Linked DNA regions of Mus musculus: region 2 is linked to region 1. Evidence: chromatin loops called from intact Hi-C (ENCODE). Cell type or tissue: heart. All regions are shown on one strand. Each heading gives the region's core, and the rest is flanking DNA. Links, peaks and the distances in the headings are about the cores only. Region 1 overlaps Slc24a4 (solute carrier family 24 (sodium/potassium/calcium exchanger), member 4). Region 2 overlaps Slc24a4 (solute carrier family 24 (sodium/potassium/calcium exchanger), member 4).

The links. A loop is a pair of places that touch in the nucleus more often than their neighbours do. Peaks named below come from ENCODE experiments on the same cell type or tissue, not always from the same donor. Only the 100,000 strongest peaks of a DNase experiment are listed, where the experiment ranks them.
Region 2: it touches region 1 in a loop (1.8-fold over the local background); 2 of 42 quality-filtered maps call a loop at or near these places.

Annotation. Positions count from the first base shown.
Region 1 is chr12:102,193,770-102,209,096 of GRCm38, forward strand. The region is part of intron 2 of Slc24a4 (solute carrier family 24 (sodium/potassium/calcium exchanger), member 4); the gene reads left to right. Among named protein-coding and RNA genes, the nearest start is that of Gm25203, 52 kb to the right of the region's middle. In heart, for the core only: no CTCF peak of the experiment used is centred there; a DNase peak (open chromatin) is centred at 9,352.
Region 2 is chr12:102,262,583-102,277,909 of GRCm38, forward strand. It overlaps Slc24a4 (solute carrier family 24 (sodium/potassium/calcium exchanger), member 4), which reads left to right. Exons shown (of 17, transcript NM_001362345.1): 15 at 1,756-1,868; 16 at 2,295-2,360; 17 at 3,763-4,551. The coding sequence ends at 3,915. Among named protein-coding and RNA genes, the nearest start is that of Rin3, 13 kb to the right of the region's middle. In heart, for the core only: no CTCF peak of the experiment used is centred there; a DNase peak (open chromatin) is centred at 9,119.

The DNA of each region.
Region 1 (15,327 bases), core at 4,524-12,523:
AATATCTGATATGTGACCCTGGTGAAATTGTCGCTTTACCTAAAAAAGAGTTGAGACCCACAGGTTGAGAACTGCTGTCCTAGAATCTTCCAGATTTTTCATGGGCTGACTATAGTCCCTGGATGACTTTACCAACTCACAAGGGTGAAGGTGAGCAGGGTTCATAATTACAGGAAAAAGTGAGCTGTGCATGTCAAACGCCCTGTGGTGTGTGAGTCCTGGGAGCTGTGGGACCCTGGATTCATATGCTGTAACCACCCATGGTCCCCACGTGTGCTGTCATTATTTTTCTTCTTGAGACATGGTTTCACATAGCCACACTGGCCTTAAATTTCCTGTAGCTAAGGATGTCCCTGAATTCCGATCCTCTTACCTCCCCTTCCTCGGTGCTGGGATGACAGCCTGTACCATCATGCCTGATTCACATCATGCAGGGAATTGAACCCGGGGCTTCTTGTATACAAGGCAAGTACTCTGCCTGCTGAGCTACATCTCTGGACCCCAAAGTGTTCAGAACTGAGGACCCACACCCTCCCCTCTATCTTTTCTGGCTCTGCACATTAAGTTCTCTCTCAGAAATCACTCCAGGGTATCTCTGATACCACTGGAACTGTGGTGGGCTGTGCAGGTGACCCACGAGCTGTTCCAGACCCTTAGGAAATGGTGTGAGGTGACAGCCACAGTGGCCAAGACATCCAGACACCTCAGAGGTCACTGTGTGCCTTTCAGGCTGTGTGCTCAGCAGCAGCCTCCATGGGGATGCAGAGACCTGGGCTCCTGTCCTGAGGCTCCACTCTCCTCCAGAGGTAGAGCCAAGAAGGGGCTGCTTCTGCATAGCTGTGGACAGTGACCAGAGAGAATAGTCCGTGGGTGCTTGCCTCCAGGCAGCACCTCTGCTGTGTGGGCACAGGGCCTTGGGGAGCACTCCCTCTCTTACCCTGCAGCCTCATCCCATGCCAGGGCAGGCAGGATTCCTTAGTGCCTTGCTCCACGCAGGTAGTTCTCAGTAACGACTCCAGACAGCATTAGGGTTAGCTTTAACTAGACTGTGCGTCTGTTAGCTTTTCCTTCCACATTTTTCTAATATATTTCTCTACAGATTCTGTGATGCATGTTTGGCTGGTGGTGTTTACTCCCTGGAAAAAATTGCTGCGTTTAAAAAAAAAGAAAACATCTGAACAAAACAGTCTAGTTCAACTAACATTAGAAAAGAGTGGGTAGGTGCCCTTGGTCCTATGTATATGCTGTGGTCCCACCCTGAACAGGCAGGCCACACAGTCACACAGTAGTGATGGAGGACTGATTGACTGGGTTTGGGCTCTGTCTTGACCCACTTGCTGTGTGACTTTAGCCAAGCTACCTAACTTCTCTATGGCCCTTCACTCAGCTATTATAGAAATCTATACAACCTCCCAGGTCAGTGTATGCAGGGCCAGGCAGACTAAATTGATCGTGGTCTCCACCCAGGGGCCACAGTTGCTCCTGAAAGAAGTCTGGCATGACCCAAAGCATAATCAAGTGTGGTTGGCATTTGTAACAAGGTGTTGAAGCAGAACCTTTCTTTGGCCTGTGGTTGGAGGGACAAGGTGTCTCTGACATTGTCACTGTGGCGGGACCCAATAGCAGTGGGATCCAAGGGTCTGGCATCCAATGGATGACAACATCAGTTGTGTGTGTGTGTGTGTGTGTGTGTGTGTGCGCGCGCACGCGTGCGCAAGTAATTTTCATACCCACAAGGGGGATAAGTCAGGATGTAAATAGAAGGCCAAGAAGGTGACTAAATTGTCCTGGGACTTGGACTGTTGTGCTTGAGTTATGGGTTAATGCAGTCTTCTGGGCCCAGGGTTAAGGAAGTGGCTTCCCCATGTGGACTTGGCCATCCTAGAATAGCAAGAGACCTGCACCCCTGGGCTGGAAACTGTAGAGCAAGGGAGCTGATTCCTCAGAGCCCACAGGGGGTGGAAGTTACTGTTTCAGGACGGTGGCCACAGAAGGGGGCCTGGATAGAGAGGCCACTGTCTGGGAGCTGTCCCCTCCACGCAGGACGGTGCAGGCCAATCACAAACTTTCTCAGCCTCTCTTCTTACCCACAAACTAGAACTAGTAGGCTCTTCCCTTGAGGACCTGGGATAAAAAGAGGTCAGAGTTGTTTCCTTCCTCTCTTCCCTGGTGTTGAACACGTGTTACCTCATCCCTTGTCCCAAAGTGGGTCAGTCACTGTATTTCCCTGGGGAAACTGAGTCAGGAAGGTTTATTTCTGTGCCTTCCATCCTTCGCCCCCCGAGAATACAGGGAGCTTTAAGCCCTATGAGGTCTGAGCTGCTGTTGTCAACACACATCCAAGACTAGAGGATCCCTCTGAGAGCACAGAGACCTGAAAGGGAGCTCGTCCTCAGACACCATGTTTGAGTGATGCTTGGTATACTCTGTGGGCAGCTGTGGGCCTGGCTTCCTGCCGGAGCCAAGGGAACCTCAGCTATAGAACTAATATAGAACTGATTATGGCTCAGTGGTGGAGGACTGGGCAGGTACCAGGCCCTGGGTTTGACTCCCTGCACCACAACCATAAATAATAGGAAAGATTTCCCAACCTGAGCAGAGACGTTTCCCTTCTGAGCTAAGGGTGATTATGCAGAGAGTCACCTAAGAGCAAGAGACAGTTGAGTACTCAGCATTAAACAGGGCACTTGTATCACCCCGTCCGAGACACGAGGACATTAAGGAAAAGACGTTGAGTTGTGAAATGCTGTATTGTGCTTGACTTAGCTGTGCCACTTACCAACTCACAGCAGCCATGGTTGCCCATACAGGGCCTGCTCAAGACATGGCTGTGAACAATCACAGTTGGGGAAGAGGCAAAAGAGAGTGTCCTGTTGAAGGATGACCCAGAAAAGTTCAGTCAGCATTTTGTCACCTCAGCATACCAGTGTCACATACCCAGGCCAAGTAACAAAATACTGCCATTCACAGGACACCTTCTCCTCACTGTCCCTGTCTCTCTTCCATATGACCCCTCTCCCCTCTCTCTACTGGAAACAGAGGAGGCTACTTTTGTAAGGACATCTCTTTAAGGTAAATATTTTCCTGGCACCAAGAGACTGTCATGGCCCCCGCTGTTCTTGGTCACAGTCACAAAAGTGGGGAACCTCACCCAGTACCAGGGCCCTTTCTTCACCCACCTCCATGTGCCTTAGCCCTCTCATCTCTCAGTCTACAAGGAGGGGTGCTAATATCACCTCTCTCATACCAAGATGCTGGCACAACATGACAAGAGACCAGGGCCATTCAAAGGAGTCAGAACAGTTGACTGGATGTGTTGAGAAGGCAGTGACCAAGGTCACTACCAGCTCCACAGCTGGATTCCTATTGGAGGGTGTGAACATCTGCAGTCTCTGAGCATCCCAGAGATGGGCACTCCCTTCTTAGAAGCAGCCTCCTCCTGAGCAGAGGAGGGATGGGTTCTCTGCAGGAGCTGATGGCACATTGTGCATCCAGCCTCAGTAGCCCTGCCCACTGCTCTGCCTCCTGCTGGCTGTGTACCTGGCCAGCCTCTCTCTGCTCCCATCCCATGTAGCTCATGATTGAGAACTGTGAGGAACACTGACCTAAGACCCCACTCTGCCTCTCCAGCATCTCCCCATACTCCCCACCAGCCTAACACACCCCCTGAATAGGTTAGGAAGGGAGATAGGAGCTTTCTCTCCTTGTCTGCTCTTCTACATAGCCCACCCTGCTACAGGCATGAATGATGCCCTTGTCCTGCCCATCTCTGAGAGCAGCGCCTCCATCCTTTGGTTAGGCATTTGCCCTAAAGTCCTCATAGCTGACTCTAGTCCCACTAGCTGCCTCCTCCCAGCCGAGCTTACCCTTGTGCCATGAGTCAGTCTTAGGTCCCTGAGGCTCACATTGTCTGAGTCCATGTCTGCTGATAACCCCACACCGCCTCCTGAGGTGCCCCTGCAAAGGGTGTCCTCAGCTCATGTCTCTCAGCACGTTCTTTTTTGGACCCAGCTTTTTCCCAGAGCTGTCTGTCCCAACTAGAGTTCATTGTTCATCTTTCACATCCCACAAAAGCTCAACTTCCCACCGTGGTACCTTGTCTTGTTATAGTCACCATTCACCACATCTGTCTCCCCTTCCCAGGCTCAAAGGGAGTCTGATACATCCTCGATTTATAACAGCCCTCCGTACAGATCTTCCCGGGAGTAGAGCTTGCTCTGTTCGGGTGTCTAGGGAGAGCAGTCAGGATGTGGCTCATGAGCGTGTTCTGCTCCCAGGACCGGCATGGTGGCTATATGTTGTCAGAGAACCATCGGTGGCACAATTAAAGGGTCAGGCAAGGATGAGCAGGGGCCATTCTATACCATTCAAGGAGAGCTGATTTACTCGGGCAAAACATGTGCCGATCTTGAAGGATGTGGATTTAAGTGGACTTAACTAGATGCTAGGAACTAGAACACAGAAGCCACAGGACATTCGTATGCATCGCTCGCCTCCCAGTCTGGGTGGACTCCTTCCAGGAAGGATAGCTTGTGTTCAGACAGTATCTAGACTGGTCAATAAATCATCATGGAGACAGGGAGAGTGACGGTATTAATAAGGTGGAGTGAGGCCAGCATCCGAGTTCAGTGTGAGAAGAAAGCAGCCACCCTTCCAGCTTGTTTGGGATCAGGGTTTCACAGCTAGACATTACTGGCATCTGGAGCTAGCTACCTCCTTATGAATTTTTATAGGATTTTTAGCAGTATCCCTGATCTACCTGCTACTTTCTGTTTGCGTGTGTCTGTTTGTCAATATGTGTGTGTTTGTGTCTGTATGTGTTTGCATGTGTACAGGCAGGCTAGCGGTTATCATCAGATATCTTCCTCAAATGCGCTCCTCTTTGCTTTTTATTTTAAAACATTTATGTGTTTCTTTTTTTTTACTTTATGTATATGAGTGATCTATCTGCATATATACCTGTAAGCCAGAAGAGGGTGTCAGAACTCATTATAGATGGTTGTGAGTCACCATGTGGTTGCTGGGAATTGAACTCAGGACCTCTAGGAAGAGTAGCTGGTGCCCTTAACCACTGCAGCATCTCCCCAGCTCCTCCACTTTGCTTTTTGAGGTAGGGTCTCTCACTACACTTGAGTTTGCCTTTGGCTAGACTGGCAGGCTACCAGGCTCCAGAGCTCCCCCTGTCTCTACCTCCCCAGCTCTGGGGTTACACTGCATACCCTCACAGCCAGCTCTTACATGGGTGCTGCAGATCCTAACTCAGGTCTCTTGCTTCTGCAGCAAGCACTTCATCCACAGACCCATCTCCACCGCACTGATGCTTTGTGACTCCCTGTTACTTCTCATCATCTTTCTACACTGAGTTTTCCTTCCAGCATGTACATTCAGGTGGGAGGAAGGACCTGAAGAGGGATGGCTGTCCTCTGGTAGGAAGGCAGATCATAGTTTCTCCCATGATGAGCAGTTCTGAGGGTCCCAGATTGTCTGGAACCTTCTTGGGTGGGGCGGAGGCTGCAGTGGTACCTTCCCATCATCACCTTATGCAAGGAGGGACTGGAGCAGTAGCTATCTGTTATCTTACGTGTTGTTTCACCTCCTGGTCATTTCCCCAAGTTGGTAGCTTTGGAACTGAGGGTCTTAGTGGCAGGTCCTCTGCCAGCTCCTCTGTGGAAGCAGGTGGATCTGTGTTCTGTGTTCTGGCCCTGAGAACAGGTTAACTCCCGTCTTTGTTGAGTAGTTGTTCTTGGACGTTTGATATCCTTGCCTTTTGTTCTATGGTCCAGGGAAAGAGACAGCATGGAAAATACATAGGCTCTATGTATTCAAAGCCTGAAACTCGGTCAAGGTAGAAATACCTGTAATCTTTGCTGGGTCAGGAAAGCATCCTGTGCCCCCGTGCATGGCAAGCAAGCTGAAGGATGTGCATAACTGGTGACTTTCACATTGTCACCTTCCCTGGTTGCTCAGAGTAGGCACGACATGCTGTCAGCTCCGTGAAGAATCCATAGCATCTGGCAGGAAAGAATAGGAGAGAGGCGCCAGAAAACAAAGAGGTGACTTCCAGTCCGCATGGGAGGGAAAAGATAGAACTTTAACTGGACAGACATATACTAGAGCAGTTCACAGATCACTGTGTGCTCCTCAGGCCAGCTCTGGGTAACAGCATTAGCTGAGCTTTCCAGACATTCTGGGGGTGCCATCAGGTTCCTTGCTGCCGAGCTTCTGTAGTCTGTGTTTGAAGGGAGGTGATAATCCCAGAAGACATCCAGAGGAGGAGGAGAAGGCCATAAAATAGGCCCGGTGACCCAGGATGGCCCATCATGTATTCTGTTCACTGATCCTGTAAGACCTTCGGTTCATAATGAGCTGAGAGCCTCCCCCAACCTCGCATGCCTGTAGGGAAAGCAACAAACTCAACCGTTTCCTTTATGCTTACAAAGGAAAAGCCAGGAATAAAACTTAGGCCCTAGTGACTCTCTTGGAAATGCTCTTTACAATTAGATCCAAAGATGAAAATCAGCCCCAAGCCTAGAGAAGAAATTACACAGACATTTTTATTCTTCTCAGGGTTGGATGCCCAAATCCTGACATCATTTGAATGTTAGTGACATACTTACTGTACGTAACCCACCTGGAAATCACATGACCTGTCTTCCCTTCTATCTGGGACCCTGCTTCATGCTACTTGGTGTACCCTAGCGAGTAAGGCTTCCTTATAAATATTCACGAGGATTATATGTCTGCCTGCCAGTGCTCACACAGAAACTGCCTGCTCAAGGTGAGCGGCTCTGAATAAGGACAGGGTGTTCAGTCCTTTCCAGAAAGGTCTCAGCAGACCTCCCAAATATGCCAAGAGACTTCTTGCTTTGAGTCTACTTGTGAGAGGAGCAGGAAGGTAGGGATTTGGTGTAGGAGACAGGCTTATATCAAGGATGGTGAGGCTATGCAGTCAGATTAGAGCTATAGGGGCTGAGAGTGTGAAGACAGGGCAGCTTTGGCCCAGAGCAGTGCAATGCAGATTCCTCTGGGAACTCTCAAATGTTTGTCCTTTACTAGCCTGCCTGCCTAGTTCTGTCCTGAGGTCAGGGTGGCTCCTCATTCCTCACACCACAGCCCAAGCATGCCATGGTCCAGTAGGAGCTAAACACACACACACACACACACACACACACACACACACACACACACACACTATCTCCCCATGCAGCCATAGAGCCATCAATCCTTGTAAAGATGGTATTTGTATATAGTGTATCTGTCAGCTTCTTATCACTATAACAAGCTACCTGAGGAAACTGATTAATAGAGGAATGGTTAGTTCTTGTCAGCATATGGCTTTGGAGGTCTGGGTCGAGATCTATTGATCCGAGTTGCTTTGAACCACTGTTGAAGGTGACACGTGGTGGCAAGAGCCTTTGTTAGAGTGAGTGGCTCTACACATAATATAGGAAACAAGACAGTAAGAGAAAGAGATCTGGCTCCCACAATCCCCCTTTGAAGGCATGTCTCAGTTACGGGCTTCTGGTCACTTCCTTTTAAAGGTCCATGTCACCTCCCAATTACACAACCGAGGAGACCAATCCTTTAAAACATGAATCTGTAGGGGACTCTCACTCAAACAATAGTTGTGTGTGTATGCACTGATATGTTTAAAGCATTGGTTTACAGATTCACCAGGAGTGGCTGGCAGTAAGAAATTCACAGGCAGGATCTGGGGTGCTGTCTGCAGGCAGAGTCTATTCTAGAAGCCTTAGCTTTGCTGTGAAGTCTTCAACTAACGTGAGTAGAGCGAATTTACAGCCCCAGTATTGAGAGTAATCTCATTTACTTAAATTCAGCAGATGGTAACTGTTAGCCGCATTTATACAACAGGCTCACAGCAAAGCCTAGATTTGCATATGATTAAGGAGCTGGTTGTGACAGCCTGGTCAAGTTGGCACATACAATTCACATGGCAACCAGCTCTCAGCTTCTTACTCTGAGGACCAGAGCCTGTAAGAGGACAGGAGATCCAGCCCTTCCTCAGTGTTCCTCCCAGTCCCAGCAAGTCTGAACCGCCACCCCTCAGACACAGATATCCCACAGGCTGTGAGGCTGGCAAAGACAAGGAAGGACCCAGTGTCCCTGGGAACCTGTTCTTTCCTGGCTCATGCCTATAGTCCCAGCTATGGCAGGAGGACTGCTTTGAGTTAGAAGCTGCCCTGGGTTATATAGCAAATCCCAAGACCTAGACTATAGGACCAAAACAATGACCAATGGCTGCTGCTATAGTCTAGCCCTTGCTTACACTGGTGTTCTAGGTGCCTGTGTTCTGTGGACAGAGCTAAAGGAGTCAACATGTGTATGATGCAGGGTGAGATGTTTTTCAAACATCATAGTCCTAACCCCTGGAACCTATGACTGCGCAGTTGCTTGGAAACAGGAACTTTTTAATTAGTCACAATGAGGTCATGCTGGGTAAAGGTGGGACCCAAAGCCAGTGCCTGGTGTCCTTTTGAGAAAGCCACATGGAGACCCAGCAAGAGGAGAATGTGGAATGAAGGCAGAGGCTGACAGAAGAGTGACATGTCTACCAGCTGAGAAATACCAAGGACTCGGTGCTGAGTCCTGAAACGTGTGTTTCCTGAGGCTGCAATGGGAACTAGTCTATACCAGTCTGTATTGGTTGTTTTTCCTGTTGCTGTGACAAAATACTTAGAAAACGCAACTTAAGAGGATAAGGTTTATTTTTACTCCCAGCTTGAAGGTATAGACCATGGAGATAGGGGAATCATAACGATCAGGGCGATCAGAGTGTGTGCTGCCTGGTCACGCTGTATCCTCAGTCAGGAAGCAGAAAGATAGATGTGGGTACTCACCTCATCTCTCCTTTCTATTCAGCCTAGGACCACAGCCTGTGGAACGGTACCACCCACATTTAGGGTGAGTCTTCCCACCTCTGTTAACTCAGGCTATCGAGCCAATCACACACACACACACACACACACACACACACACCCAGGCTTGTCTCCGAAGTGACTGTAAAGCCTGTCAGGTGGCATCCATCACTCAGTCTTGCCAACACCTGGATTCTGGGTGCCCAGATGTGCAGTGGGATGGACCCCGGGGTTTTAGGCATGTGGCACTTTGCTTCCCTTCATGGTCCTAGGAAATTCTGCTGGTGACACCCTACCCGCATGCCCAGATCATGCTCTGTTTGGCTATGAATGCCAAGAACACATCACGACCCGCAGCCGAAACAGCTCACTCTCAGGAGAGTCCAGCCAGGGGACTTTCCACAGCCTGCTGCCATCTGGCCCTCGTCAGACAATGAATAATTGTTTCTGCTGGTGGAGAGACAGCTCCAGTTAACACATGGCCTAGATGTGTTACCTCAGGCAGCCACCTTGGCCAGCCAAGAGTGTGTAGGGGGCACGTGGGGCCTGGCCCCAGAACATTGAGTTCCATTGTTACCGTTGGTGACCGAGACAGCTCAGATGACATCTGTAATCCTGTTCCCTAAAGGCACAGCGCACACTGACAAAGATTTACTTGAGACTGGTCCCAGCATAAGAGCCTCCCTAGTAGCTTCTGAGGCTTCTGCAGTTGACTTCTGGCTGATGGAGGTATGTCCTTCATAAAGTGGGGACCGTGTCCCTCAAGCTCACATCTATCCGGATAATGTGTGCCCTGTGCACATGCGCACACACAGGAACTGAGTGCCAGTTGCCTGTTTGTCCTTGTTGTGAGCAGTAGCACACCTGGGGGCCGTTAAGGCCGTCACGGGTACATGCCTCCACTTACTGGACTATGATGCAGGCAGCTCTGACTTTTAAAGCTTTTGTTTCTGGTATGTGTGTCTATGTGTGTATGTGTGTGTCTGTGTGTCTGTCAGCATGTGTCTATGTGCTTGTGTCTTTCTGAATATAGCTGGGACTCAAACCCAGGGCCTTGTACACACTAGGCAAGCACTCTACCCCTGAGCCATATGCACAACCCCTTATGAGGTATAACTTTTATACAATAAAATGCAGATTTTCAAGCACGCTGTTTGTGTCTTGACAAATGTAATTAATGGTGTAACGACCAATCCAGTTGCAACCTGGAAAAAAAATCACTATTATTCCAGAAATAATCTCTATTATTCCAGTTTTTGTGATCTTTTGTACACTGTTCCTCCCTCGTTCAAGCATTCTGATTTTCCTCATCTGACAATTCTTGGACATCACGGTGTGGGAAGGGCCACCCTGTGCTAATACTGGACTTGTTTATACATTATGGTTAGTAAAATGACCATGCAAGGATTCGGTCTCCTTATGGCACTTCCATATGTTCTTAGGTTTGATTTTCATCCTCTGAACCCCTGGCCCGCTTGCTTTTGCTCCCTGATTGCTATATCCTTCCACCCCACTGTTTCTCTTTTGGCTTTGCTATCACTTATATTCTAACACTTTCTTTATCTGTTCCCTTGAAGCCTTGTGCTCTCCTTCCAGGACCTCATGCATCACCTTTACCCTTGAGTCTTTTTTTTTTTTTTTGAGTCATAGTAAGTTGATTTAATATGTTTGCAATATAAGCATTCCAGAGGGGAGCCATGAAGACCTCTTTCCTTGCTGTGCCTACCTGAGTCACTCTGGGTCACTTCTGGATTTCTGCATGGGCTTCTTCATTCACCGCTATAAATAAACCACATGTGACTTATGTGTTGCTCTTTAAAACCCATAGCAACAATCTTTCCACAAGCATCAGAAGGGCAGTGCTATAGCCCCTCTCAGTCAAGGATGTAGACCCTCCAAATCAGCAACAGTGCAATGGCCAAGGAAAGACTAAAGAGAAGTATAACAATAATTTGACCATGACTGTCTGCCTGGACAGCTGGTGGCTCCCACTGTCTTATGGTTAGCGGTATCAAGAGTTCTCAAGTATGGCTTCCCTCCACCCCATTTAAAATGGTATTCTTAGAACAAACACCAGATGAAGAATTATTGGACCAAGAGAAAAAAATGTTTCATGGGTCTTGTTGTACAGCCCAGTGTTGTTGAGAGTTTGCCATTCAGTGAATGTATTTCAGGGGCTTCTTAAGGACTGACTGCGATATTGTGCATTAAAAGTCCATCTGTTAGCTTTCCACTGCTATAATGGATTGCCTGAGGAAATGCACTTATATAGAGGAAAGGTTTATTTTGTCCACGTGCAATTGCCCTCTTGCTTTGAGGCCTGTGAAGAAGTACATAGTGGGAATGAGTGCCTGACTGGGGAAGCCTGTTCACCTCATAGACAGACAATAAAGAGATAAAGAGAGGTGTTCTATAGCCCCCTTTAAGACCACACCTTCATTGACTTTAAAACCACCCAGTATACGCCACCTTTTCAAGGCCGTGCCACTCAGAGTAGCACTATGCATGGATACAATGTACTTTGAACAGAGTCCACCTTTTGTTACTTTGTTTCTCTTTCTCAGCACCCGCCCCCAACCTCCCATCCTCATTTACTCTCTCCTCTTCTACAATCCAAATATTTCCCTCTTGAGTCATCTTTTCCCCCTCACGTCCAAATATTAGAAAAAAATGGTTTTTTTTGAGTCCAGCTTATTTCACTTAACATTATAAGCTTAGGTTCCTATCTGTTTTTCTGCAAACACACGCTTCTTTAGCACTGAGTAGAACTCCACTGTGAATGTGTACAGCCCGTTATCTTTATCTGTTCATCACTTGTGAACCTAGGTTTCCATAACCAGGCTGTTGTGAACAGTGCACAGCAAACTCTGTGCGAGTGTCTCTATAGGAAGCTGTGTCTATAGGAAGTGACTTTGGTTCTTTGGGGTGCATATTCAAATAAGGTTTCGCTGGAGCACATACAGAGTTAAGAGTCATCCCACCAAATGGAAGGGAATTGTTGCCAATATTCATCTGGCAAGGAATTTATATCTACAATATAGGAAGAAGTCAAAGAATTAAACAACAAAGGTGCAAATAATCCATTCAATAAATGCTTGGTAGAGTTCAGAAGAATGAAATTATATCATCTCGTGGCCATCAAAAGAGAAAAGGAATGGGGTGGGTCTGGCAATCTTCTTTGAGGATGTGTCCTTGATGACCAAAGGACTCATAGCCCACTGTTAAAATGTCTGTGACCTCCTGATAGTCATACCTGGGGGCCAAGCCTTTAGCACATGGACCCTCAGAGGACACTCAAGACCCAAGCTTCAACAGCTGGCCTAGAGTTGGTGGTCACTGAGGTTGAACCCTGGACACTGGGGCTGATGACTCCAAAGCCCATGTTCCAGAGACTCGAGGTCAGATCTTTTGTCCCGTCTGGGCTCACCATGGCCTGCTTATATATTCTGGGTCCTGGAGCTCTGTCACTAGCTGACTGGGATGCGAATAAGCAGTTGACCTCTAGGGACACTCATTTCACCTTCTAGATTTGGGGTTGATGGGGCGAGGCCAGAAAGGGTGTTCAGGTGACTCGGGGCGTGGCAGGGTGACTTAGAGAGCGCTGCCCTTGTCACACCTGTGAACCTTTGCCTCTTCCTGGGTGGAAATGAACAAAAGCGTAGTGCTTGTGCAGCGTCGGGTATAAAAGCACAAGCTTCCAGGAAAGGATTGTACCACAGCTGAGGTTTTCAATATTTTATTTTTCTCTAGTGCATAATCTATTTTTAGAATGTACTGAAGATAGGATTTCAAACTCCTTTTCATGCTGGCTAAGGCAACAATGTCATATAATTATGTTTACTTCTGTTTGGGACAAGAGGACAAGAGACAGTGGTATAAGACCTTAACATGGGAACAATTGCCCATGAAAGGCATGAGATTTTCAGCAAAGCTATTTTAAACCAATGCATTGAGGGTGGGGGAATCTTGATTTTTTGGGGCTTTTGGCTCCCAGAGCCTGAGTGGTTTCTAAAACACATACCTTATGTAAGTTGAAATAATGGAAATTTGAAGCTATTTAAATGACTTCCCAGACTCCCAGTCTCCTTTTCATAGTTTCATAATAAACGTCATGGCTTAGAACATGGGGTTATTTTTATCCAGAAAGCAAAGAAAATGGCATGTTTAGAGGCAGTATCTTTAAAAAAAAAATTAAAAAAAAACTTCACTTCACAGTTTACATTCCCTAAAGAGACTCAAATAATTGAAAGGTTTGAGGAAATTTTGCAGCTACCAGAAAGCCCAGCTCTGTGGACTTTGTGTCTGTGGAAGAGCACTGTGCAGATACTAAGATCCCACAGCTAAGGATGCAGGGCCAGGCAGGCCAGGCCTCCGAGTCTTCTGGGCAGGGTTCTTTGATTGCCCTTCAGTTAGGTAGAAAGCCAAATGCTTGGCCTTTCAAAGGTATCCTGAATGCTGGCCTGGTAGCAGGTTGTACCAGGACCTGCAGCAGCATCCTGGCCAGCACAGCTGGATTAGAGCACGCCTTGGGATGATCCAGGCCAAACGGATAGAGAGGGTCAGACAGTGCTGTGCTTGGAAGGTCTGGACCAGCTTCAGTATTTGTCTTCGATGGATGTTGAGAAGCTGCCTTGATTTTAGACTTCACTCCCTGTAAAACTGAGAGAAGTAAGTTTTCTGCATTAAGCAAACGCCCCGGGTTAGCATGCTTTGTTACAACAGTACAGACGGAATAAATAAGTCAAACCCTCAAACGCCCTGCTCAAAATTCAGGTTGTGGGGATGTTGCCAACTGAGCCTGTCAGTGTCTACAGCTTTGGTTGCCCATGGAAACAGCAATGAGAAAACAGTCTGACCTCTTTTCTGCACTGGAAGTCCCCATGGTCAACAGGACCTATTTTACAGTCAGAACTATAGCTGTAAGTGAACCGAGGCTCATCAGAGCCGGGTGTATGCTGGTATAAATGTTCTACATGGGAAGGCTCATGGAAGGGAGTGAAATAGAAGCTGGGTGTGTCGTGTTCTATTCTGCTTCGTAAGCCCTGAGGGAACAAGAGATATCAAGAGTGCCAGAATTACCTTCCTGCAGCCCATGTAGATGGTGGTCTATTCACTGAGAATGCATTCAGGGTACCTACAGGAAGAATTGTGTTACAACTGCTGCTTGGAAGCCGGGCAGTGGTGGTGCACACCTTTAATCCCAGCACTTGGGAGGCAGAGGCAGGCAGATTTCTGAGTTTGATGCCAGCCTGGTCTACAGAGTGAGTTTCAGGACAGCCAGGGCTACACAGAGAAACTCTGTCTCAAAGAAAGAAAAAAAAAGAAAAGAAAAGAAAAGAAAAGAAAAAAGAACAACTGCTGCTTGGAAAGATTAAAACTTGGAAGGTGTCTTCAGAGATTAGAAAATCCAAACCACAGAGAATGAGGAGAAAGAGAAGGAGGCTAGGGACGAAGCTCTAAGAACACAGAGTTTGGGGGTCCTGCCATGGATGGGGACCCTCTACATTACAGTAAGATGAGAGGGGATCAAAGAAGCTAAACAATGTTGGCTGAAGAATGGGAATGTAAAAGGTGGGTGTCTCTCCATGTCATTAATGTGACACTAACTTGAAGAAGCTCTCGGTAATAGAGCTCCATTGGTAAGACCTGGAAAGAGCACATATCAATCCTTCGTGGCCAAGAAACTTGGGAGATCATGGAGCTATTTTATCTTAGAGTACAATGGTGGATGCATGGCCTCATGCATTTCTCAAAACTCAGAGAACTCCACACCGCCAAAAATAGACGTTATCATATAGAGAATGGATAAGTAGATGGGTGGATGGATGGATGGTGAGTGGGTGGGTAGATGGATGGATAAATAGATGAAGAGATGCATGACAGGTGGATAGACAGGTGGAATGGATAGGTGGATGGATGGGTGGATGGACAGGCAGATGGGCAGGTGGATGGACATGTGAGTGGATAACAGGTGGATGGATGGACAGGTGAATGGATGTCAGGTAGATGACATACACACATATCTTCCTCTATTGCTTTCTGCCTTACTTTTTTTGAGATTTATATATCTTTTTTTTTTTTAACATGGGTAAGTGGATATTTTACCTGCATGCATGTCTGTGTACCATGAGTATGTCTGGCACTCATAGAGGTCAGAAGAGGGTGTGTCAAATCCCCATGAAACTTTACTTACAAATGTTTAGCTGCAATATGGAGGGTAGAATCAAACCCAGGTCCTCTGGAAAAGCAGTTCATGCCCGTAACTACTAAGCTATCTGTATGGCCATTTGCATTACTTTTCTGAGATACAGTGTCTTACTGAACCTGAAGATCTTCATTATAGCTGGCCCGCCAGCCCCTGGCATCCACCCATCTCCACGCTCAGATCTCGGTCATGTACTGTCGTACCTTTTCTTTTACATGGAGTGCTGGGAATTTGAACTTAGATTCT
Region 2 (15,327 bases), core at 4,768-12,767, 69 kb after region 1:
GTGGAAGAAATGTGTGTGAGGCTGAGGCTTGGGGTGCCAAGCTGTCCTAAGTTAATAGTGATGTGATCGACAGAACCCAGTCCACATGGTCAGAGTAGAAGGGTCTCTATGACAAAGGGTTCGGAGCCCCATTCAGAGTCAACTGTGTGAAGCAGGGAATCACAAAGGTGCTCTGACAGGAGCATCTGCACCAACCTCCATAGGGCTCCCTACAGGCAAAGCCTGGCAGGTATTGACTGGGGCACCCCCAATGACATATCCAAACCCGCAGATCCTACACAGCCATGCTCAGTCAGCACCTGCTTCTTACAGAAACCCCAGGTGACATGTGCACTCCTTAAGGTGTGACTCACACTTTCCAAGGCTCCTCAAAGAGTTACTTATCTTCCCGGCTACCTGTGCAGCTCTGACAGTTGCCCTGAGAAGCACTCAACCCCTCCTCTCCAAATTCCAACATCTTTAGCCTATCCTCACCAGGTACAAGGAGTTGGTCCCAAGCACATTCCTTCATGGGACCTGAGGCTGGGAGCCTGCTAGACCAGAGTCCAGACCTCAGAGCCCTAAGCTGCCAAGATTCTAAAATTTTTCACACCAGGAAGGAAGAGGCATGCACTGGGGTTGGGGGTCATCAGAGAACAGCAATGAGAACACAGGAGGGGAGGTCTGGCTCACAGGAGGATGGTGAAGATACAGGTCTGGATGCTGAATGGGCTTCTGATGAGTGTCACAGCTACCTAAGTGATGTTATGTTTGTAGACACTTGTGTTCCAAGGTTGGGCCTTCTGCTCACATTTGTGGGTGCCAGGTTACAACATCAGAGTTCTGCCAACTCTTTTCTTAAAGTTGTTCTAGTTCTTCAAGAGAGGAAGTGCCTTGGCTGTGTGATCAACAAGGTCTTGGACAGTGGGGCAAGAAGGGGATTGAACAATAGCCTCTGTCTGGAAAGAGAAAGGTCATCATTCCAAAACCACCAGAATGTAAGATCTGATGCTCTGTGGACCCAGAGAAGGACATGGATACCACTGTCCAGGCACAGATACAAATCATGGCTTGGTAGAAAGGATGTGGGCCCAGCATCCTGAGGCTGAGCCTCTAGCAAAGGGTTAGGCCTTGGTCACCTGCCACATGAGAGTGGTGGTCCCACCCAAACCCAGCAAAGCTGAGAGAACTAAAGGGAGCAGAGCCTGCGGTAGGCCCTTGAGCACGGCAGCTGTCAAGTCGGACAGGAGAATAACGGAGGAGCCTGTGTTCATTTGCTAAAGCCAATGTTGGCAGGGGGACTTAAACAGTATTTACACCTCACATTCCTGAAGGCTGTAAAATGAAGGTCAGGATGTGGGCAGGGCTGGCACCTTCTGGCAGCTATGAGCCTTTTCCTCTCCCAACTCTATTTGGCCACCTTTGTGCTTGCATGGTTTTCTCCTATGTACTGTTGATATCTGGATTTCTCTTTTCCCTAGGACTCTAGGACCAGGACTCAGCCTAATGCCTTCATCATAGCCCATTGCCTCTAAATAAGGCCACATCTGAAGTGCTGGTGTGGTGTCAGGACATCCACGTACAGATCCCACCCACAAAAGGAACCTTTAGGTCTCATGAAAAGAAGGAATCTTAGACCACACAGATATTTTACAAGCATAGAGCCCGAGAAGGACTCCCCTTCTTTTGAACAGCCCCGATAGAGGGGTTCAGAGAGGGAATGAGGGTTCCCTGAGATCCACTCCTGATGGAAGGAATGTGTTGCTTATTCTCCAGGTCTTGGAGACATGGCAGTCTCTAACACCATCGGAAGCAACGTGTTTGATATCCTGGTGGGGCTTGGCATCCCGTGGGGCCTGCAGACCATGGTTATTAATTATGGATCCACAGTAAGTCCTGCCACTTCCTGAAGAAGTGCATAGGTATGTTTCAGAGGGAGGGACGAGGCTCTCTCAGTTCCAGCCTGGAGTTCTGGGGAGATGTGCTACCCTTTGCCCTTTGCATCCACTTTCTTCGATGGCGTCTGTGACAGCCTAGCCTGCAGGAGGAAACTCATGCTTACTGCATCTTCCTCGGTGCCTCTTCCTTTTGCATAAGCCCACCGTCACCTGTCCCCATCCCAGTCCACTTCCTGATGAACCAAGTGCAGACTTGCACCCATGGCTCCCCATTTGTCATAAGGCTCTGACTATCCTGCATCCATCAGCAGGAGCCCTGTTTCCCAAAAGAGAAAATGAATACTCTGAAGGTGGGGCTTTTAGAATAGACTGGCCGACCAACTCAGAGATTTGTGGCTCATGTGCTTCACTCTCCAGGTGAAGATCAACAGCCGGGGTCTGGTCTATTCCGTGGTGCTGCTGCTGGGCTCTGTCGCTCTCACTGTGAGTTTTTGTCATTTCCAAACTGGAGCACCATGAATACTTCATTTCATGCAGCTCAGCCTGGCTGGGCACATCTCCCTGTTACTTGCCCTCCAGGGTGAGGGGCAAGCCAAGGACATGTATATACTTAAAGATACCCCAAAGCAAGAGCAACTGCAACCGCTGTGGTACTTTATCCTGAGCAAGTAAGGTGTCACCAGGGGACCTGGGAAATGACCCTGGTCAGTTATGGCTTGACCAAGCACCCATGTGATCAAAAGAAGGGGTCATAGTGATGCCCAATTGTAATTTCATCCTAGGGAAAGCAGAGACAAGCAAATCTTTAGGGACTGGACATCCATCTTAGCCAAACTAGAATATTTCAGGTTCAGTGAGAGACTGTCTCAAAAATAAGGTGAATAACATTTGAGGAATGACAGCCACGACTGTCCTCTGACCTCTACACGTACCCACATACATGCACACATGCACCCACACATGTGTACACACACACAAATACAAACATATCACTAGGGTTGTCATGTCACACAATTACATTTCAATTCTTTCTTTTTCTTTTTTTTTATTGGATATTTTCTTCATTTACATTTCAAATGTTATCCCCTTTTCCAGTTCCCATTTCAATTCTTTCTGACTAGTCCAGGGAGAGAGAATTCTCCACACTCGCTGATCTGACAATAGTGGACATGACAGTCCTCAGAACAATGAGTAATTACAACAAGGTCCTCCCTGCTCTCATGCGCAGTCCTATGCTGTGCATTTCATAACTATGGTATTTTATTTAATTCTCACCAGCCCTCATGAGGAAGGTACTATTAGTCCCATTTTGCAGAAAAACTCAAGGCTAAGACATTAAGCAGAATTGGGGTTTGAGGCCAGCTTGTTCTGTCTTTACAGAGCTCTCTGCTTGGTGGAGGCAGCTGTGGTCCAGCCCAGGGAAGCTTTGATTCAGGGATAAGAGCTAGGGCAGTGGGGCAGTGGGGGTGAGAGTAGGGGTGGGGGAGCTTGTTCTCCCAACATGTGGAAAACAGAGTGAGGCCCCAGCAGAAGTTTACCCAGAACGGCTCAAATGAGCCTGGGAAATCTGCTGAAGAGTAAAGATTATGATGCCAGGTTCCGAGGCAAAGGTGGAGATCTGGTTTCCTTAGAGAAGGGCCATGGTAAGACCATGTTGTACCCCGAGGAAGTGACCTGTCTCATAAGGGAGGGCCAATTCGTGAGAGTGGCTGCTGTAGATTCAACCATAGCATGGGACAAGCCTCAGAGTCTAGTCTTAATTGGACCAGAATCTTGTCTACATTTTGTAGAAAGAGTTTTAGAGTCCACACTGTTACTGTTTGGTAAAGTGTCCCTTGGATCTCTCAGCCCCACCAAGCCTAGTTCTCCCCCTGTCTCCTACCAGGTCCTTGGTATTCACCTCAACAAATGGCGCCTGGACCGGAAACTGGGCATCTACGTGCTGGTCCTCTATGCTGTCTTCCTGTGCTTCTCCATAATGATAGAGTTTAATGTCTTTACCTTCGTCAACTTGCCCATGTGCAGAGAAGACGACTAAAGCTGAACCATTGCCCAGGAAACTGCTGTTGCCACCGAGATGCTGGCGTCCTCTCTCTCTCTTTCTCCACACAGGTCTCTACTGCCGTGGCAGCCACTGTCAATTCTTTCATGAGCTGGAAGGAAGGGCCACCATGGTCTTTGTCTGGTCACGGGCCAGGCTGATGGGCATCTGTTCCCGCATGACAGGGTCCAGCCGTTATTTGAGCAGCTCCACAGACTCTTGGCTACCAGCTGCAGGGATGCATCATATCTCTTCTCTCTTGCACACTTTAGTCAAAAGGACTTCTGTGTGCTGTTTGTCTTTCTGTTACATGGGCAGCCTCAGAAATGAGTCAGCCTGTGAACATGAGGTGTCCTAGGTGAGTGCAAAGTAGGTCCAGAGGCAAGTGTCACCTCTGGGCCTGGAGAAAGCAGACTGTGTTACCATGACTCTGCTGGGAACACTGGAAGAGACAAGGTATCAACCTGCAGGGGCTTCCAACCACTGCAGTTATAGGAAAACTAGGAAGAGTGGAAACATAATTTCTCAATAGAAGAGAGAAAAGCAAGCGAATACTGTTATCCTTTTTATTGACACATTCAGAAACTGAGCAATGAAATATTAAAAATAAAACATCACATATAGATCATCATACTTGAAGAATATCATTCCACTCAAAAGAATCATTAACAGGGAGCAAAAAGGTGACCCTTGGAGAAAAATTAACCCTCTGTGTGTCATCCCATGCTGACTCCGAGACGATTTGGTTTGGAATATAGAAAAGGTGGAAGACCGCCCAGAAATAGGTGCTAACTCAGAGACACAGTGGGGAATGTAGTCACAGCTACACATTTCAGACCTTAGGATGCCATGCCCTGTCCTGTCGGGTTTGTAACTTCTCTGTTAATGATCTGCTACAAAACTACCCCATTGAAAGACACAATGTTTATATTGTTTATATGCCCAAGCAATTGCAGAAGTGATGGTTACGGACAAGAAAAGAGCTTCAGCAAATTGCTCTCTCTGGTTAGCTGAAGCCAAGTATGAAAAACGTACCTTAGAATTTTTAGAGCTAAGTCTTTTCAACTTCAGAGTTTGCTACAACAAGCAAAGCCAGGGATGGGAGATGGACCCAAACATAGGAAAATATGAAACAATGTTTGACTGCTTTGTAGCTCTGAAATCTCTGTGTAATGGTTTCCTGACTATAAACCATCCCTGGGTTCTAATGAGAAAGCACAAATTAATTTTATATAGTGAGGTTCTTATTTTTTTAATGTTTCTATTGCAAAAGTCTATCAGATCTGATGCACTTTGAATACTGAGATATTTTGCACAGTAGAAGGCATGGGGTGACCCAGGGTAATGAGAGAAGGGCTTTTAGTGATTTTAATATCGGTGGCTACTGTAAATCTAGCAGCCCAGTCCTTCTGGGCCCATGGTGGAATCTGTAGCAATGTTCTCTGAATTTCAAGGGACAAAGCGTTCAAGCTTGTGTTCCTTAAGTTCCCTTAGCAGAACTGCATTGAGACCTCGCTCCCATTACCAGCCTTCTATTCGGGGTTCACATCAGTATTAGTAGCTCGCCTAAGTCGGCTTTGCTCTTTGTCTATCTGGGTGAAGTTGGTGGTCTTCAGAGTGAGGCAATGTAATCTCCCTTAAAAAGAATAGCTGATGGGCTGAGGGCAGGAGCCTGAAGGTGCCCCAGTGTAAAGTCAGCGCAAGAGGCTTCAGAGTTGATCTACTCCCTGGTAGCTTATTCACTACACTACACTACACTACACTACACACACACACACACACACACACACACAAACACACACCACACACACACCTTCCTTTCACAGGCGCATGCAAGCTCCGAGTGCTTCTGTCTCCTAACTTCTCTGTAGTGTTCGCATGGATTACTCTCATCTCATCAGTAATTAGCATCAAGTGACTCTAGTTTAGCTTCAGAAGGTAGCAGAGCTGAAGCCAAAGGTCTCCATCACCCCTCCTGCTCTGGCTGGTACACTAGATTGGCCAGCCTGGCACAGTGGCATGATTTGCTCTGAGTTGGGGGTGTGAATCTTACTTCTTGGGTCAAAAACGCCCCATGGAATATTTAATTTACCCAGAAAAATTTCAAATCATATTGTAATACCTGCCCTTGTTAAATGCCCCTGCTTTTCCTGCACTGTGTTTTGAGTCTCCGCATCTTCGAGAAGCTTGCAGAGAACATCACTGTAGCCTCCCTCTCCCCCTCAGAATCTTCTGGAAGCTATATAGTGTCTCGCAACTGCAGTTAGAAACTGGAAATTATGTTTTCAGTCTGAAGGGCACACCTCTTGCTAGTTTTCTTTTGACTTAAATGTGCCAATGATCCTCAGAGGCTCTGGGCATCTCTCCTATCTAAGAAACTACAGGTTGACAATGAAAATTTCTGGTTTTAGCTAAATATTTTTCCTCGTGAGTTTAAAGAGTCATTTGATAATATAGACCTTCGTTTTGGAAAAACGTGCTTCCATTAGTATACAGGATTGCTTTCATTGTTTTATCCCTAAAGCTAAATTAGTATGGTGTAATTACTTCTGCTACAAAAAGAAAAAAAAAACAGTTAAAAAATACACTTAGGTTTTCCTCTTCAGAGGCAGAAAATAAGAGCAAATGCTGTGTTCAAATGCGAAGTGTCAGCCTCTCTCTCTCTCTTGGCCTCTCCTGTCTGGATCCTTTATAGAACTGAGGTGGGGAGCAGCCTGTGGACAGAGAAAGTGTGAGTAGGATCACTCCTCCTGGGGAAGCAGGAGAGAAGTCCAGCCCAGCTGCTCTCTCTGGCCTCCCTGCTCCCTGGGTGTGAAATTGGGCTGCTCTTCTCCCATACGAGGTCAATAACCGCCTAGCCCACCTTGGCAGTGAGTAGCTGACATTTTTCAATGCCCCCCCAAGCCACTGATGCACACCTACACACTGTCCCAACCCTGCCTGAACCCCTGGAGAAAGGTTTGGTGTTCTCTCTCTCTCTCTCTCTCTCTCTCTCTCTCTCTCTCTCTCTCTCTCTCTCTCTCTCTCTCTCTCTCTCTCTCTCTCTCTCTCTCTCTCTCTCTCTCTCTCTCTCTCTCTCTCTCTCTCTCTCTCTCTCTCTCTCCTACCTGTCTTACCTTCTCTTGTAATTTACCTTTGTAAGTTGCATGGAAAAGCTGGCTGTGTTCTTGGTAGATGCTAAAGGGACAAAGAAATTGCTGCTTAGAGTTAAAAGCGCCAGGAGATTGCTTCCATCAGCCAGGTTTTAAATGCCTGCCAGAGGTGCCCTGATGTCTCCTAACACCATCTCCACAGGAGTCCTTCTCTGGGGGGCAGTGAGCAGATGTTATCTAGAACACCCTGGGATGGCTTAGATGCCATGGTGTGTCCACAGAAACTTCTGGAAAGTTTCTAAAATGTTCTCTGGTTAACTGGAGTGGCAATAAGTCATGATTCCTACCGGCTAAGACCCTGTCTCCCTGAGCCCAGCTCTCTCTCTCTCCCCATGTAGACCCAGAGGGTACCTGCTTTCCCCAGGTATGAACACTCTACCTTGGTTCTGTGGTCTCTGCAGCTTAGCACATCCCATGAGCCCGTCAAGGGTCATAACCCCACTGGGCTTTCTCAAAGTCGAGAGAAGGGGCTCCTCCTGTTTTCTGGGAAACTCTCCCTGCTGTCAGTTATGTGGGCCCAGCAAAGAGACTTTCATAGGCTCTACCCACAGGGCAGGGGTGTCTCAATGTTTGGCTTCTCTGAGCCATATCATCTACAAAGTTCACACACAAGCCATGCAATCATGTTACATATATATGTGTGTATATGTATATGTATTTATATATCCCCCAAATCTCAAAATGTTTCAAGGAAGTTTACAGTTTGGCATGGGGCCATGTGTTAGATACTCCTGATGGTTTTTTTTTTTTTTTTTTTTTTTTTGATAAAAGCAGCCTAAACTTGGTGGGTGCTGCTTTTGTGATTTGCCTCATGTCCAATTTGGGAATATGTCCCTTCATCAAATGCATGCCTTCATGCAGTTGGAGAAAGGGGCACTTTTCTCCACCTCTGCCACTCAGGAGAGGTTATCATTTTAGGGAAGCCAGTTGAGTGGTCCAGGAGCTTTGGTTACCCTATGAAGGGATTAAGCATCATAGCTTTTCAACTGTCTTTGCATTCCAGTTTCCACGCATCTAGGCTAAATCCTCAAATACCTTCTCACACACCCATATACCCACACATGTACTGCTAGGGAGTCAGGGCTCTGCTTTAACCCTGTGTTTCTAATCTACCGTACGGTTTCCTGTCCAGGTGACCAAGTTGTCTAACTTCCTCCCTCTCCTGGGCAATGGCTGAAGTCAAGTCTTGTCTAATCCGCCCTGACGTAGTCCGGGGGCCCTGGGAAGCATCTAAGAGTTAAAACAGTCTGCTTCTGAGAAGGTCAAGGCTGCGGCTGTGTGCTTTTCTATCGTTACATTTACAGGGCTGGGGCTTGCCTACTCCCTGTTAAAAGCCCCAGGATAGATGCCAGCATGACCCACATCTCTTCCCACAGTGCTGCCAGAATCCAAGCAGTGGCTGCTTAGGCACCATTCTGGTCTCTTCTTTTCCATCCATGAATTCAAGAAAATCCCTAATCCTGGAGAGAATATGGGCCTTCCAACTCCACCCTTAGAAAATGAGTTTGTTTGTTGTTGCTGCTGTTAGCTATTAATAGAAGTGACCATGTGACCTTTGGTTTGGCATGATCAGTTTTTGTCTACAAAGGAAGGGTCCAAGACAACATTCACCCCTCTCATCACTCTAGAATTCCCAACAGGGAATTTTTGGGGTTCACTGCAGAGGAAACACAGACATTTTCCAACTGGAGGCCTTTCCTCCCCCTGAACATGACTGAGACGGGTTCACTCTGTTCCTTGAGGGAAGTGTTCTGTGGGTGGGTTCTGGCTGCGGGTGTCCAGCCTCACCTTGAGCTGTGTGAGTTGCAGACCCTGGGACTGTGCTCTGCCTTTTTCCACCTGACCTACACCAGGTTTACTTGGGGCCCTCGGCAGATAGAACTGCGGCTGAGTCACTGTGGCTGACTTGGGAATCTCCAGACTGTAGAGGGTTGGCTGCTAGTGTGTGAGGCTGGATATGCCCTTCAGAGCACTCAGTCCTGGCAGGGTATCCTCCCCCGTGTCTCCAAAGTCCTTCTTGATTTCTGACACAAAGGCAGCTTTGATTACACAGAGGCAGAAGAGACAGAAGGTCAGCCAGCTGCACCAGATCCAGGGGCAAGGTAGGGCTGCCAAGTCAAGCTGGACCTGAGGAGACCAGGCACATCCAAGATGCCAAGGGTCAGGCTGCGCAGTTTCCTCAGGGAGTTTGGACCTTTTCTCAACACAGTCTTGATTTATCAAGTCGCAGGCTGATGGAAACAGAAGAGTCTTGAATCTTGAAAGAGCCTCCTTAAAAATACTCCAAACCAAGGATTTCTGAGGCCATCCAGACACTACCTAGTGCCCACAAGACATCTGTAGCACGCTGGGCTGAGCACCGCCATTTTTGTTCATTCTATTTAACAAGCAGAGCAGGAGCAAGGGATTGGGAAGCTGTAAATAATAAATATATTTATGCCGCTATTTATTTTTTCAATAACTGTGACCTCCTGCACTGTGAATGCTCTGTGATATGAGATTCTTAGTTTAATAAAACTGTCATTAAATTTGAATGAATTGATATTATTGGTTCCCAAACACTGGCATGATTTAACTTCTATTATGCAGAAAAGCATTCTAGAGTAATATATGAAACTAAACCTTTATAAGAAACCTAGCAGTCGGTGTTGTGACGCAATATATCAAAACCATGTACACTGCCAATACAGTAAACAAACACAAGTCACCCTCCTGATAGACCTTCCACCCACATTTCCATAGATACAGATGTGAATTTTTTGGAAAGAATTATGTTGGTATAACAGCCATTGGAAACCATTTCTATTTGCCTATTGAGACACAAATAAACTTCAGAAACAGGACAAGAAGTTGGAGCTTTTAATTACAAAGGTTGGAAATGAGTTAACAAAGTTGGATTTGAGATTCATCAAGCCTCCCTGGGATGAGTCCTGACAGTCCCACACTGTTCTCATGGGAGCTGTCCCATCTCACCGTGTCACCCAGACACACTTTAAAGGGTTTCAGCTTAGTTGTTATGATCTTGAGGTTCGTGTGTGTGTGTGTGTGTGTGTGTGTGTGTGTGTGTGTGTGTGTGTGTTGTGCATGTGCATGGACACATTTGGGTGTGCACATGTGCAGTTGGAGATGAGACTGGCATCAGGTACCATCTCCTATTGCCCCCGACCTTGTGTTTTGAGGCAGTATCTCTCCCTGAAAATGGCACTGTTTGATGACTGAGCTATATGTCGTAACACAGAGATATTTTTTAAAATACTGGGGAGGTGACACACCACACTCCGCAGTGCCCATGTGTTGGTGAGAAGACAGCTTGTGAAAGTCAGTTCTTTCCTTCCACCATGAGGAGCCCAAGGATGAAACTCACGTTGCCAGCCTTGGCAGCAAGTTCTTGGACATGCTGAAGCTTCACGATGGCCCCGCAGAGGTGCTTACACAGGCATGTTTGTTGTTGATGTTATTCACAATAGCAACAAAATGGAATTAGCCTACATGTTCATCAAAGAAGGAATGGATAAAGAAAATGGCACGTATAAAGTAGAGCTTTAGGCACAAAAAATATTGTTATACACATTTCAGAAAAATGGATAGAACTGTATAATATTAATGAAATTACAAAGATTAAAACAGAGAAACACTGTGTTCTCTCTCATATGTCTTAGTTTCTCATTTTTATTTGTTTGTTTATTTATTTATTTATTTATTTATTTTGAGATAGGATCTCTATGTGATTCTGGATATCCTGGAAGTCCCTTTGTAGACCAGGCTGGCCTTGAACTCAAATAGATATGCCTGCCACTTCTTCCCAAGTGCTGGGACTAAAGGCATGGACCACCATAGCTTCTGATTTTTCTATATATTATATTTATGTGGGGTGAGTATGTGTAGGGGCCTGGAAACTAGAAAGGGGCCACTGAGAGGGGAAAGGGGGGTTGAGGAGGTGGGGGAGGGTAATAGAGCACCCGTGGAAAAGGGAATACTGGGAGTGAAGGGTAAAGTGGGGGAGAGAAGAGGAGGAGGGAAGGGTTAACCTAAACAAAGTATACATGAGAATTCCGCAACGGAACCTGTTACGTTAACGAAATAAGCAGGAGCCGAGAGACTCGGCAGTTGCCACTTGTGTAGAGGACCTGGGTTCGGTTCCCAGCATGGGCATGGAAGTTACCAATCATCTGTGACTCCAATTCATTGGCTCTGATGCCCCTTTGTGACCTCTGAGGTCCCCAGGCAAGCGTGTCGGACACAGCATCCATGCAAGCAAAAACACTCACACACATAATAAAAACAACTTCAAAAAAAATTTTAACAAAAAAAATAAATAAATAAGAAATTGGATGAAAAGGAACCGTTTTTTATGATGCTGCTACTTGGCAGGCAGTTAACCACCTCCTACAGACCCTACAAGCTGCTGGGGTGGGCACCTCCATACCCACCTCTCGGAAGACATGGGCCCAGAGAATTTAAGGAATTTGCCTAAGGCTACACTATGGGGAAGAAAAGAACTGAGCCTGGAAGCAGACAATCCCTGTTGTCGGAACCCTGTCGGTGGGTGCTGTACCCCAGGCACCCTTAACAGCACCCCAGGTGTCCCCATTTGAGGATGCCCTTTCCTGAGATCCCAGGGGCCTCAACTGAGATTGAAGCAGAATCGAGGGCTGGGACCATGGTCTGATGACCCACCAGCTGGGACTGGATAAGCCTTCATCCTATCCAGCCTGCCGTCAGTCACAATTTCTCAGGAGAGTCCCAGGACACCACAGTGATTCTTAGAGAAAGGACATAGATTTTCTTCCAAAGGAGAAGTGAGATGGGCACTGAGCAATTCCAAAGAGTGAGAAAGACACAATCACCACCTCCTCCAAGCACTTAGGAAGCAGCCAATGCTGCTAACCCACTAGGCTCCCTGTCCCCCTGACCTGGCCTCTGGGGGAAAAGACTTGTAAGAGAGACTAGAAATTCTAGAAGTTTCCACTATGGGCACTCAAGCTTTTGCCAGCTGTAACTTTTCTTTTTCTCTTCATTAGCTAAAGATGGAGATACAGTCCTGGTTCTGGGTCTTTCCATACACTAGCTCATCCCCTAAAGATGCCCTTTCATTATTTCCTCCATCTGAAATCCTACTCCAAGGCTTAGGGGATGGCACCTGCCTATCTCAGGGATGGTAGGGAGGGGGATTGTGAGTTCCAGGTCAGCCTGGGAGAAATAGGGAGACCATGCCTCAACAAAAAAAGATAAACAAAACGCCTACTCTGGGAAATGCCCGACTGTGACTGACCAGGGTGAGGAGGGCTTGCTTCTTGATCATGTAGATAAGGAAGTTCATTACACCTCATGACGCCAGCATTTGACTCCCTCGCAGTCCAAAATGGCTGCCTGACTTCATCTTGACTGCAACTTCAGCAGCAACCAGTTGAGCTGCTCTCAAATTTTTAGGCCAGCAAGGGCTGATGCCTCATATCTTATAGCACTTGGATAACTGGGGGAACAAGACCTCAAACTCAAGGCCAAACTGGACTCCATAGCAACATCCTGTCTCAAAAACAACAACAACAACAACAACAAAAAAGACATAGATTGACCCTTGTCCATAGAAAATATATTTAATAGTGAAAAATATTATTTAAAACTGTTATGCTTGGAGGTAATTTTTTATCTGTCAGTGTTAACTAACTAACTATAAAATATTTCCACCGTGTATTCCTGAGCCCCTAACCCAGGAATACATGGATACATGAGAAAGAGCTAAAGATTGCCTACACAAGGTCTGAGGGAGGAGAAAGGAATCCTGTCTCATGTGTCCTGTCCTGGACCAGCAGTAATGACGGCCCAGAACTGTGTGGACACTGCCCAGGCCAGCGTCCTCAGAGTTCTCCTTTAGGGACTGCCACTCAGGTAAAGAGGGTTCCTTGACTTTCCCACAGAAAAGGATGTTAGAAGGGGCCAGTATTAAGTAAAGTTGAAGTTTATTAAAAACAGAAAGAAAAGCCCCTCCAAAGAAAGACCAGGGTACACCCAAGGGCACAGGTGTGGTTTCTCAAATAAGAGTGGCCTCTAGAAGTCCTATTGGTAACTGTATACAGGATTTTAGAGACTTGGAATGTCGTTGTCTAAACAGTTTTTAAGAGACCCTCCATTATTTGTATTTATTTATTTATTATTTGTTTACTTATTTATTTTGGTAAAGTTATAGGGTGGCTCCCGAGGCACTACAGATGAGACTAGAATCTGATAAGGTAAAACCAGGAGCCAGTAGGGTTGCAAAGGAGCTTAGACTGCACCCTTTCACTCTAAGCTGGAGATGGATATTCCTAGAAAATTGCAGTTTTACAGATGGGAAAGAAAAACAGCCTTAAGGAAAGTTAATTGTGTTGAAATTCTGATTCTCAGCTGGCAAGAGGCTCCAGTCAGACTTCAGCCAAGCTACTTTCCCTTCCCATGTCGCTGGAATTTCCCATCTTTCTCTCCTGACTCCCTTTCCTCAACGTGAGCACACAGTAGGACTGCAGTGCCTGGCTCACAGTGGCAACTCTGCTCTCCCGGGATGAGTATGACCCCGCCTGGCTTGCTTTCAGGCAAATGGGGCAGCTTGGAGATGCTGAGCCTTTTAATGTGTAACCACTGGCCTCTTGTCAAAAATGTAACTCGGCTTCCCAGAGGTCACTGTTGCAAATTCTCTTTCCATCCCCTCATTTTCAGGGCTGCCAAGGGGAAGGCCCAGCTGGCCCGGCAGGCAAGAAAGAGCCTGCCTGAGTCTGGAACCAGCAGTTAATGTTCAGGGCTGAATTAGTCCAGGTTCCTTCTTCTCTGTGACTATCCTGCATTGACAGGAGGGGCCAGAAAATAATCTTCCAGAAAAATGACTCTCTGTGCTTAATGTTTTAAAACCACACTGTCAACAATTTGACTGACAATGGTGACTCTGAGCTTTGCTTTTTAATGATAATAAAATATACACCACCCTTCCTTATAAACTCTGTACAGCATTCCCACAAGATGCTTTTGCTGATATTTTGTCAGATTCTTGTGACTATATAACAACCCCTTTGCAACTGATGAATGACACAGTCACTATATATGGGCATATTTTTGTTTACTACCAAAGGGAAATCATAGAGACATAAATGCCCCCGGCTACACAAGTGACTTCACTCTATTATCAGATAACGGATTTTGAAGAATGAAAAAAATAATTGTTTATTTGTTTTTTACAACATTAATAGTCAACTATGACACTTTTAAAATCAGCCTCTTTGAACTCTAATCTGCCCACAATAATCCTGAGTTTAAGCACATAGCTTGGTGAGTCCTAGATGTATAACTAGCCCTGCAGAAACCACCACCATGGAGCTGGTGAGAAGACTTGCTGTGTGAAGATGCCTGACACCAAGCTTGACAACCTGCGTCTGGTCCCTAGGACTCATGTGGGAGGGAGAGAGAGCTAACTCCCACAACTGTCCTCTGACCTGCACACTTGCACCCTGGCTCATGCATGCCCACACTCATACATGCACCTCAAACACGAACAATAAGAAAGCATATAGATAAAGAAGTGAAAAATAAGTCATCTTAAACACCACCATAAGCAAGATATTGAACAGTTATCTGAGTATCCTCACCTGTGAATGCAGGTGGTGACACGGCTGTAGGAGAAAATGATGGTGTGTGTGCATAGTTCTAGGCTAACGTCAGTGTCTTTTTTATCAGGTTGTATCCCCTGCCAATTCACTTGAGGAAAAAGACATACACACACACACACACCTTGGGCCAAGTGTGGGTTCTAACTACTATAGCCCATCAGGAGCTGCCCTTCTCCTAGTCTCAGGGCAGTCATTGACTTCTACCTAATTGCACATGGAATTTCAGTCCATAATAGGAGGAAGAATTTACCTTTCCTGCAGGACAGACAGGCATACCACATGATCCTGGTTGGTCTCAAGAGTCACCTTGGCACCATAGGAGGCTACCCTTAGAGAGGCCAACACCACAGAGAACAGAGCAGGGAGAGGGACCAAATATCAGTAGCTGATGGCAGCATCCACCCCCTGATTCCTTCAAATATGGATTCAGCCACAGCAGGCAGCTTCCAAAGATGGCGCTGTCCCATGCCTACTATGCCCAATCCCTTCAGTGACCTGATTTGCTTCTGATGACAGAAGGTAAGATGTCATCTCTGTAATTAGGTTGTGTAAGACTGGACTTCTCAGCTTTGATGCAAGAGCCCTCCCTTGGTGGCCATCTCAGTCTAAACACATTGAGGAGT